2 separate regions of the Homo sapiens genome follow, and region 2 is linked to region 1. The links are chromatin loops, found by intact Hi-C in ENCODE. Cell type or tissue: Caco-2. All regions are shown on one strand. Links, peaks and the distances in the headings refer to the core of each region. The heading gives the core; the rest is flanking DNA.

Region 1 (5,385 bases), core at 139-5,138:
TCTGTGCTTTTCTTACCATGGATGGGTAGCCAGTAGTTTGCAGACAGGCACTGGACAAAGGACCACACTGTTAGCAGCTCTGATTGAAATCCAGCAATCGGCAAGTGTGCATTCGTCTATGTGAATGAGGAGACCATATTATCTCTATCTGAATCCTTTGAGCACTTTAATTTTTAGCTCATTTGTTGCTTTCTCTTCCAGGCACTATGTTTCTTGGCAGAGACTGTATATGCCATCCCTAGTCTAGAATAAATTCTTAATAAGCAGCCTCCAGTAAAGACAACTAATGGCTGGGTGTAACGTTGGACTTTTGAGAAAATAACTCACCCCTAAACTTTGCCCCCTCATCCTGCAATGCTTAGTCTCGATAGTTGGTATGGACTGAATCCTTTAAATTGATCAGAGACCCACCCCCACCCACATCTGTATACCCTCAACCCCACACACCCATTCAACGCAGAATATGACTTTGCTATTCCTAAAAGTTCAGGTTTGCCATAAGGGCAGAGCTAGCAGATATAGGAGTTTAGAACAAAGGCTGTCTCATGAAAGCCAGCCCTGGGAGTCACCAGACCCTCCGTGCCAGTCGAGAGTGTTTCTTTTAAAAAGAAATAATTGTGCTCTTCTGACTAGGATGATAAAAAAAAAAAAAAAGTCTACCTCTTTCTGAAAGGAAGCCAGTCACTGCTTTTAATAAACTCTTTGGCTACAAAGATGAAACAGGCAGACAACAGCAACAAAGAAGATATTATTAACATAATTTCATGTAATTGGATAGAAGGGTAATATTTATTTTAATATTACAGAGGAAATATCCCACAATGCAGACCCTGGATTAATTCTTTATATCTTTAGACTGCACTTATCAAATAAAATTGTACTTATGGAAAAAGCAAACACATAAATCTTGCCTCATTGTTGGCGGGCAACCCTAGCAAGGGCTAATTGTATTATATATCTTCTGCAGCTCTGCCTAGTGTTTGCCAGGTCCAAATGTATTATTATTTATTACATGAACAAATGCAATTTTCTTCTTGGAATCTGAGCTTGGAATTCCATGAAAGCCTAAATGTGTCCCTTTTCTATTCAGGAGGAAAAAGAAAGACCCCCAATGAGTGTGACCTACAAGAGTCTTCCATGAAGATCAACATCTAAGTTTCCCTTGAGAGACACCAAATCAAATCTCAAGGAGTGGCCTCCGGAACACCATTAGGATGAAGGTAAAGTTCTTCTAACTCTGCTCTTTGAAATGTCCCTTTCCTCCAGGGAAAAGCTTTGCTATGGATTTGCCAGAATCTGAACCAATATTTGACTTAGCTCTGTTTGTTTGTTTGCAAGGTCACTATGCACTTGAGTGTTCCATATATGTACTATGTCCCCTCCCATTTTAAAAAATAAAATTTTTTTATTTTTTTTTCAAAAAGAGATGGGGTCTCCCTATGTTGCCCAGGCTGCTCTCAATCTCCTGGACTCAAGCGATCCTGCCACCTCTACCTCCATAAGTGTTGAGATTGTAGGCATGAGCCCCCATGCCCGGCCTTTCCTCCTCTTCTAACTCTGCCTCTCCCTCTCTCTCTCTGTCTTCTGTCCTTCACATATGGCAAGGCTAAGTCCCATACTGAAGGCTGGCTGGTGGTATCTTGCCCTGTCTATTTGTCAACTAGTCTTAAAAGTGCTACTCCGCTGCAGGCTGGGGCAAGCAGATTTTTTTCTTGCTCTCTGTTGACGTTCTTCTAGGATTGGTGAGTGTGTTATATTGTTCTAGAACATGTTTTAGCCTAACCACATTAGTAAAATGGATTTCTGCATGTTCCATCTCACCACATTTCCTTGCATTGAGGTTTAGGTGCAAATACTAATTACGTTAGTTTGTGGTTTCTTTCTCACAATTATTTTCACCTATATCTCTTTTACAAAATTCACAGGGAGGATGACTAGGCAAATGGAGATTAATCTGATCAAATTTAGTTTCCTACTAAAAGGACATTTAATAACAACCAGAACACCAACACAGAGTTATACCTCTGCTCTGGTTCAACTCAGCACAATTTGAACAGCTCTTGTGTGCTAGACACTAGGTTAGGGAGTTTTCACAGACTATCCTATAGTCATCACAGCCACTACGGGATTCGTAAACTTCACCCCAGCTCTTCTTGAGGATGGTGAAAATGAGATGCAGAAAGGTTGGCAGCTACTTGCAGAGTTGGGACTTGAATCCTGACTTCCCAACTTCATCCCCAAGGTTCTTTCCACAATACCATCCTTGGAAAGGGAAAATCATTGCTAGGACAGACAGTGCATCTAGACCAGTGTAGCATGTTTTAAAAGGAATTTCTCTTCCACCAATTCAAGAACTGAACAAAAGCAAAAAGTGTAAACAAACACACACAATCCTGCCCAGAGTGAAACCCACTAAATAGAAATACTACAGTGGTGCATTCTGCTGGAGGGAGATCATTTACCCTCTTTCCTTCATCAGCCCAATTAAAATCTCATCACACACAAAACAAAATCAAAGACATAGAGAGAGAGACTGTGGATTATGCCTCTAAGATGAAAAGCTAGCTTATTCTTTCTCTCCACTAACCTCTCTGCTCATGCTTAAATGTAAGTCCAACTGGCCATATTTCCAAGTTGACCACATTTCCCAGAGAATGTATAACTTATATTCTTCAGTTCTGGCAAAGTGTTCTCCCTGGTCCCTGAAGTTAGCGACTTCCATAGAAAAACAAATTTTGTTTTGAATGCCTAGCTGAGGAAGGGGTTGCTGCATATTTCTTTCCTATAGGCAATGGAGATCCAACTAAAGTTCAGGACAGAGATAGATAAAGGGAAAACAAAAGAAAAATATTCTTCCGTTGGCTTACCATAGTCTTGTTTCTGTACATAGCATGTCCCTTGAGTAGCAATGATACATTCTTTGGATCAAATTCACAGGTCATTTCTGCAAAGTTTTGCATGACACTGAGAGAAGGAGCAACCAAAGGACTGCAAACAGTTGCATAAGTAAAAGTGAGACATAAAACTTCATAGCAACCTCAAATGATGTCACTCTCAAGGACCTCAAGGCCATAAAATTCAGAGAGCTTCCCAAACAAGCCATTACTGATTTTCACGGAACTGAAAAGTACCTTGGACCTTGCTCCTTTCCATTCATAAAAACATTGTTATCAGTGAATGAGCTCACCACCCATTGCAACTGTAAGCTCTTTGGCACGTTAAGTTAAATCATTGTTGAACTCAACTCTTCCCTTTGAACCCTGGGGAATATTAACATGTCCTCCCAAGGGCCAGGGAGGAACATATGTGTCTTTGACCCTCTCAAAATGAGGAGGATGGAAACTCCCATGTATTAGCCAAGTACATTTGCTAGGTTGATGATGTGCAAAGAGGATTGGTCAGAATCCTATCCCAAAAATCAGGACCAGCTCCATTATTTGTGGGACCCAGGGCAAAACAAAATAAAAAACATGAGACTTCTTGGTCAAAGATTATTAAGGAGTTTTAAGACAGTGATAACAGAACATTAAACTCAGTGTGGGACCCTCCTAAGCATGGGGCCCTGTGCAACTGGTCAAGCCACATACCCATGTAGCTGGCCCTGCTCACAATCACCAAGAAGCCGTTGTCATAGATTTCTAATAATGAACTGAACAGAGAACATGTCAAGAAAAGATAAGAGGTTTATTTTATGATCAGCTGGCTTTTCAGAATCCTTCATGGTATGGAAGAGCCGTCAGGATGAACTGTGTCTCTCTCACCTAAGGAGCAAACTAAAACAGGTCTCCATAGATACAACATCTTGGTCCTGGAGGTCTTTCCTTTCTTAGGTTAAAAGAAAGGGGTGATGTGTACAAGGCAACTGATGCAACAGAAGGAAGAGGGAATAAATGGCTGTGGCTTAGAAAAAATTCAGCTAACCTCCTCCATCCAGCAGGGAGAGCAGGCAGTGAGTGAGGCAGACAGAACTTGATCACAGCACTGTATCACAGAAATGCAAGAGAGAGCAGTTGTACGAAGAAAATTATTTTCTTAAAAGAGGACAAGACATGGAATTAAAAATGCCTAGGACATCCACACCTAAGCTCTACCAGGTGCATGGATAAAACACAGTTTAACCAGCCCAGAGCTGTAGCAGAGATTCAACTCTTAAGGAGAAAAGTAAGACTATTGATGAAATTCTAAGATGGAGATTCCTAAATCTACTTTTACCCTATGAATTTGGAAAAGACAATCATTTTTCAGTTTAGTAGCAGATATATGTCAAGACTGAAGAATCAAGTGCTTTAGCTTCTTTATATTTTTACCACGGTGTATATTTACTATGTATATGTTACATTAAGTGTATATTTTACGTTAAATACATAAACTTTATGTAATAAAAAAGGTCATTATAAAGAGGATACAGTAATAATCTCTGAACCTTTAGCACCTAAAAAACAGAACCAGAATATATAGATATGGACACAACCAAGATCAGAAAAAAATAAAAAAGCAAAAATCCCAGAGTACACATGATGCATAAAGGAGAACTATCAAAATATTAGAAAAAAAAGATGCAGACTCAAACAAGGGGTACAATAGTTGAGTCAAAGTTCTTCTTTCTTCTTCAGGGGCCAGGTAGTAAAGGCAATTTCACTGTCCCCTTAATTTTGACTCTAAACTCAGATGTGCTGACATATTATTGTCTCTTCTCCCAAGAGGGACATCAAACTAAGGTATCTTCCATTCAGTTTCAGGCAGACTCTGAATATGATGGCCTCTGCATTTGTTTGAGAATAACATCTTGCTCTTCGATATTTAAAGGGGCTGGGGGTGAAGGTTGTATTGCAGGAACTTTTTTTTTCCCCAAAAAAAATGTATACTTTGACATTTAACAAAATTAACAAACATTAATTGCATGTAAAACCCACTTTGCTGAATTGCAGTGAGCCATTTAACCCTATGGACTAACCCACCCAAGAGCTTACAGGAGGAGAAGCAGAGCTGGCAATTCTCAGACATTAAGACACTCAGCTGCCTACACTCAAGCTCCTTCGAGGTCAGAGAAAGCTATGTTGCAGAAAAAGAACGTGAGTCCAAATTAGCAATTTGGCAGCATTCTTCAAAAAGAAAAATGTAACCTCAGGACTTTCCCAGTGCTCTCAATTCAGTCTGCCAGGACGTGTCAATGGATTGTAGTCTTATTTGTACCCAGGGCAAGGGACGTCACTCCCCACAGCTTCCCCTTTCCTTGCATATATATAAAAATTAAGGAAATTTTTTTTCCATCTTCAATTTTGTGTGTGGGGGGCTGGGGGGTGGGGCACGTCTCTCTCTGGCTAATTGCTGATTTTCTCTTAGCCCAAGGCTATGACACTTTCTGTCACATCGCTTTCCTCACAA
Region 2 (5,385 bases), core at 333-5,332, 84 kb after region 1:
TCTTATCATAGCTGTATCAGTTAATATCTTTTTATCTGAAAGTAACTAAAACAAAAGCATGCTTAAATCCTAAGGATATTTAATATTCTACCCAACAGCCCAAAGGTGTTGACTCAAATACTAGCTGAACAGCCTCACCATCACGAAGTGGCTGCTGTGACACCAGACATCACTTCCTCGAACAAGAGTATTCATGTGACAAGTCTCAATGGTCACATTAGGCATCAGAAATGTTTTCTTCCCTGTTAATACATTTGCATACGTAGTTCCCAGCACCTTAACAAAGGTTCCTCCTTTTCTGTGCTCAGTTAACACCTATCCATTTCTTAGGACTTAACACAAGTGTCAGCTCCTGAAAGACCTTGTCCACCCTGACTGTTATCCACCCTGGAGTAGTCTACCCTGTCTGTCTCATTTTGTTCCCTACCATCAAAGCTTTTCTCATTCCTCCATATAATTGTGTGTTTACCTGCTTTACTCAGGACATTGTGAGCTGGATGAGACAGGAACTGTGATTTGTTGGTCTCTGGATGTCCTGTGCTTTACCCAGGGCCTGTTCCTCTGTGTCTCTTGACTGAACAACAAAAGAGAATTGTCCAGGTGCCATCCTAAGCTCAAAAAACCAAACCCCTATGCATGGGGCATGGATTCAGTGAGAGAGACCAGACCTGCCTTTACCAAGGCACAGGTGGGGAGCCCAGTTCTGCAGATGTGCATTGCAGGGACCTCATCTAGAATACTAGAGAATGGCTCCTACCTGCCAAACTCCAAGAGATTAACACATTCTTTAGGGCCCAGAGATTATGACGGGACTTCAGAGAAGCTGTTAGAAGAACATGGGCACAACTAACCTACACTCTGAGATTGTGGTGGGGTGTAGGTGACCATCAGGGTAGACAGAGAAGGAGGTTTCATCTTTTTCTCCATTGGCACCCCCTGGTCAGTTTCCAAGAAAGGGCCTGGTTCTGCTGCTGGGGGCAGGACACATCTGTGGTGGCAGCAGGCCCAGGGAGCTGGCTCAGGGCCTAGTAGCTCTTGGCAAGTCAAGAGGAACAGGGTGGGGAGAGCCATTTTCCCCTCCTCACTCCTGGCCTCACAATCCTGCAAAGGCCCAGACAAGGCAAGCAAACAGAAACCAACTCTCTGAAAGCAACGGGCCAGGCTGGCCTGGGGCTGCAGACGGCTTCAGGGCAGCGAGAAAACCCTGGAGTATGAGAGGTGTGGCTTCCAATCCAACCCAGTGCAGAGGTGAGCAGGTGGGAAGATGCCACAGAATGACCACATCTTCTCAGTCCCAAAGAGGCAGCCTTGGGGCAGAGCCAAACCCTGTGTTTGAATCCTAGCTCTGCCATGTAGAAGATACGGAGCCTTGGGGGATTTATTAACCTCTCTGCACCTCGGTTTTTTCATCACCAAAACTGGGATAATAATACCTGCCATGTTAGGTTGTTATGAAGATTAAATGAGTTAATATCTTTAAGTGCTTACAAGAATGCCTGGCATATAGGGCATGCTATCTATATAAAATATAAACAATGAAGTGAGATAATTCACTAAAACATCAGGGAACAGATAAGCCTAGACCTTCCAGTTTACCTGGACTTTGGATGTTAGGCCCTGTCCACACAACACAAGATGAAGCGAAGAGTTAGAAGCCACTACTAGTTAACCTGGTTAATTAAACCAGGTCAAGAATGCTATGCACCAAGCATGCTACATCAGTGCCTGAATCATTGTTATCATAGTTTTCATAAAATTGATGGTACCTTGTTCCATAATACAGTTGAAAACGAATCAGTTCAGACCTTATACATGAGCTAGAGCTCAAAGGGTTTGCTATTTGAATTGTATTGCCACGGACCAGGTAGAAGGGAAACAGTTTTTGTGTCAAAGATTCATAGAATTGAGGGTATAAGGATGACTAGACTCAGACCAAATGTGAGGTCCAGAGCTCACCTGGAAAACCAGGCCCAGGATCGCATGGTGGTGGGCGCCTGTAGTCTCAGCTACTAGGGAGGCTGAGGCAGGAGAATGGCATGAACCCAGGAGGCGGAGCTTGCAGTGAGCCAAGATCGTGCCACTGCACTCCAGCCTCGGCGACAGAGTGAGACTCCGTCTCAAAAAAAAAAAAAAAAGGCCCAGGATCTAAACTCTGGAGAGAAGACACGTCTCCAATGATGAGATGCATCGAAAGGGGGAAAGAACATGGTCTTCTTCTCAAAACATCAAATTAAACCATTACCATCTTGACGGTTTGATCAGCATCTGTTCCTTATACAGAAAGCACATTTTGCACTGGGGCTTTGTCCAAGTATTCAAATGTGGGTTGCTCCAATATTCTCCAGCCCCTCGCCTACCAGTCCTGGAGTTAATATTGTTTATGGGCTGTTAGTTTCCTTTGATTATTTTTATTGACGCCTGGTGCTTAAGAATCAGCAGATTGATGGCACCCCTGGAGCCAAACTCTGGGCAGATGCTAACGTGAGTCCTTTTCCCTACAGACAGAACCCAGACTCCGGAACACCCGAGGCAAGCCCACGATGCCATGTTGAGCAGTCACAGAGCCAGCCATTGTTGGGAGACATTGGGGGCATTAAGGAAAACCACATACAAAGCCACAGCTGTCACTGCTCCCATCATCCCCCACATGTAAGGCTGCTCCCTCCACTCCCTGACCCACCAGGTATTTCTCTGATGCCACTGCATATGTGATTCCCTTGGCCCAGGGTAATCTTTGCACATCTCTTCCTACAGAATAGTCATTCTGAAAGACTCTGCTCCAATTGCACCTTGATCAAGAAAACTTGTCTGAATTCTCACTCTGCATACTGGGAGAACCCTAAGCTGGCCTCTATTTTAACCCCCAGACAAAGCCTCCTACTTATTTGAAGTTTTGCACACAGACTCTCAGATCCTCAGAACAAGAACCTTTCTTCATCTCTGCATGTCCTTCTAAGCGCTGTTCCTTGCATAAAAAATGAATAAACAATTTTCACGTCTAAAGCACACACATAGGTGTGTAAATCTGTTAACCGTTACAAAGTGTATCAGTTTCCTGTGGCTGATGTAGCAAAGTGCCACAAACTTCATGATTTGAGAACAACATACATTTGTTATCTTACAGTTCTGGCGGCCAAAGTCTGAAACGGGTCTTATGGGGATAAAAGAAGGACTGCATTCCTTCTGAAACCTCTAGGGGAGAATTTGTTATCTTTTCCAGCTCCTAGAAGGCCATGCACATTCATTGACTCATGCCCCACCTGCCTCCACTTCAAAGGCAGTAGCATAGCATAGCATCTTTAAATCTTTCTCTCTCCCCTCCCTCTCATGCACACCTGCTTCCATTGCCCAACTCCTTTTTTTTTTTGAGACACAGTCTCCCTCTGTGGCCCAGGCTGGAGTGCAGTGGCATGATCTTGGTTCACTGCAACCTCTGCCTCCCAGATTCAAGTGATTTTCCTGCCTCAGCCTCCCAAGCAGCTGGGATTACAGACATGCGCCAACACACCCAGCTAATTTTTGTGTTTTTAGTAGAGACAGGGTTTCACCATATTGGCCAGGGTGGTCTCAAACTCCTGACCTCAAGTGATCTGTCCGCCTCAGCGTCCCAAGGTGCTGGGATTATAGGCGTGACCACTATGCCTGGCCACGCAACTCCTTTTCTGACTCTGACCCTCCTGCCTCCCTCTTATAAAGACCCTCTTGATTATATCTCAGATAATGCGGGATAATGTCCCCATATCAAGATCCCTGATCCCATCTGCAAAGTCCCTTTTTGCCATATAAGGCAACATATTCACTGGTTCAGAGGATTAGGACATGAACACCTGTGGGGCTATTATTCTGTCTAAAACATGAAGGGAGCATGAGACTGTGGTAAAGCACTGATGCAGTACTTGGAGGGATCTGGGCCCTAGTTCTGACGCTGTTACTGCCTCCTGTGTGATCCTGGGGAAATTGTTTAACCTCTCTGAGCATAATTTTCTTTGTCTATGGAAGCTCATGGGGTTACTTAGGAGTATAGAAAGATTTATATTCAACAGAAAAGCACTTTTAAATACCAGGACACAAAACAAGCACAAGATCCGGTTTTTTCAGATACTTTTTCTTTTTTAGGGATCTGCCAGCTAGACAGCTTTATTTAAATTGACTCGAAGTGAGACAGGATACAAACACACCACATTATTTAGAACATTACAAAAGCCACTACATCATAAAACTAAGGGATATGACCAGTGAGGCACTCAAAGGTAAATTCATAGCTGAATATTTTTAAAAGCTTATATATGAGAGCCATTACTGGATACTAAGCGTTATCATATTTGATTCTCAAATCTACCCTACTATTATAACTCATTTACACTTAGGAAAATAGAAGTCTTAGAAATGTTAAACAGACACAAGAAGTGGTAGAAATAAACCGAATTTAAATCAAAGCTTCATAGTGCAAAACCTCTGTTCCTCAATCACTGTTCATCCTGGTTATCATAGCTTTTTCAGGGAGGCATCCAGTTTTGTTGATTTTCTTTTTATCTTATGTAGCCAAAACTTACATTATTCCCATAGTCCCTTCTTACAATTTATGGGCACGGCACACCAACCTGATTTATGAGGGAAACAATCTCCATGGTTTTTGTGGATCTGCCTCTAGGTTGCCAGAACTCCATTTGCCCATGGTCATGGTCAACTTCTCCCTGCAGACAACCCTTAACCAGTGATTGGCAGGTATAGGATATAAATGTCCCAAACTCCTCACACCTTGAGTGGGAAAATTTGGAGCTTTTGTTTACACCACTTCCCTGAGTTTCCATTCAGGATTTAGCTTGAGCTGCCCACTACAGCACTTGGCTTACTACCTCACCTCTTACTGGCTGCCTGCCCTCCCCTGTACAGGTGCTGGGCCCTTGGTTGGGTCTGCTTCTAGGATGGGGAACTCAAATAAGACATGTAGATAAGACAACCTAGAAACTTATAGTGGTTCCCAACATAGGTAAGGAAAAATGAAACAAAGCACAACCCCATAAGTGAATTAAAGATAAAACAGCATTTAAAATGGTGGACTAAAATTGACATAAAACCAAAAAATGTGGACAACAATCTCAATATGCTTTTCCTAGAACACCAAGTAAAAAAAAAAAACAAATGTTGAGAGGGAAGTTAATAGGTAAGAAACACATGGCAAAGTTCCAGCTCCAACATATGGATAACTGGTGTTGCAGGAAACCAAAACAAATGAAACAAAAGTAAAATGGGAGCTACAATGAAGCTGAATAATTTATTCTGAAAGTGAAAAGGCAAGCAACATTAACACAAGAAGTAATACCTAGACATAACCTCTTTTATTGCTGTTTTTTTTTTAAATTCAAAAATAAAAGACTACTAAGA

Evidence for each region. A loop is a pair of places that touch in the nucleus more often than their neighbours do. Peaks named below come from ENCODE experiments on the same cell type or tissue, not always from the same donor. Only the 100,000 strongest peaks of a DNase experiment are listed, where the experiment ranks them.
Region 2: a loop joins it to region 1, with 7 times the contacts of the local background. A loop is called at or near these places in 2 of 110 quality-filtered maps.

Annotation. Positions count from the first base shown.
Region 1 is chr16:80,262,754-80,268,138 of GRCh38, forward strand. All of the region lies in intron 2 of DYNLRB2-AS1 (DYNLRB2 antisense RNA 1), which reads right to left. Among named protein-coding and RNA genes, the nearest start is that of DYNLRB2, 280 kb to the right of the region's middle. RefSeq lists enhancers at 1,119-1,413, 2,939-3,233. In Caco-2, for the core only: no CTCF peak of the experiment used is centred there; a DNase peak (open chromatin) is centred at 3,118.
Region 2 is chr16:80,347,030-80,352,414 of GRCh38, forward strand. All of the region lies in intron 2 of DYNLRB2-AS1 (DYNLRB2 antisense RNA 1), which reads right to left. Among named protein-coding and RNA genes, the nearest start is that of DYNLRB2, 190 kb to the right of the region's middle. In Caco-2, for the core only: no CTCF peak of the experiment used is centred there; DNase peaks (open chromatin) are centred at 1,212 and 3,262.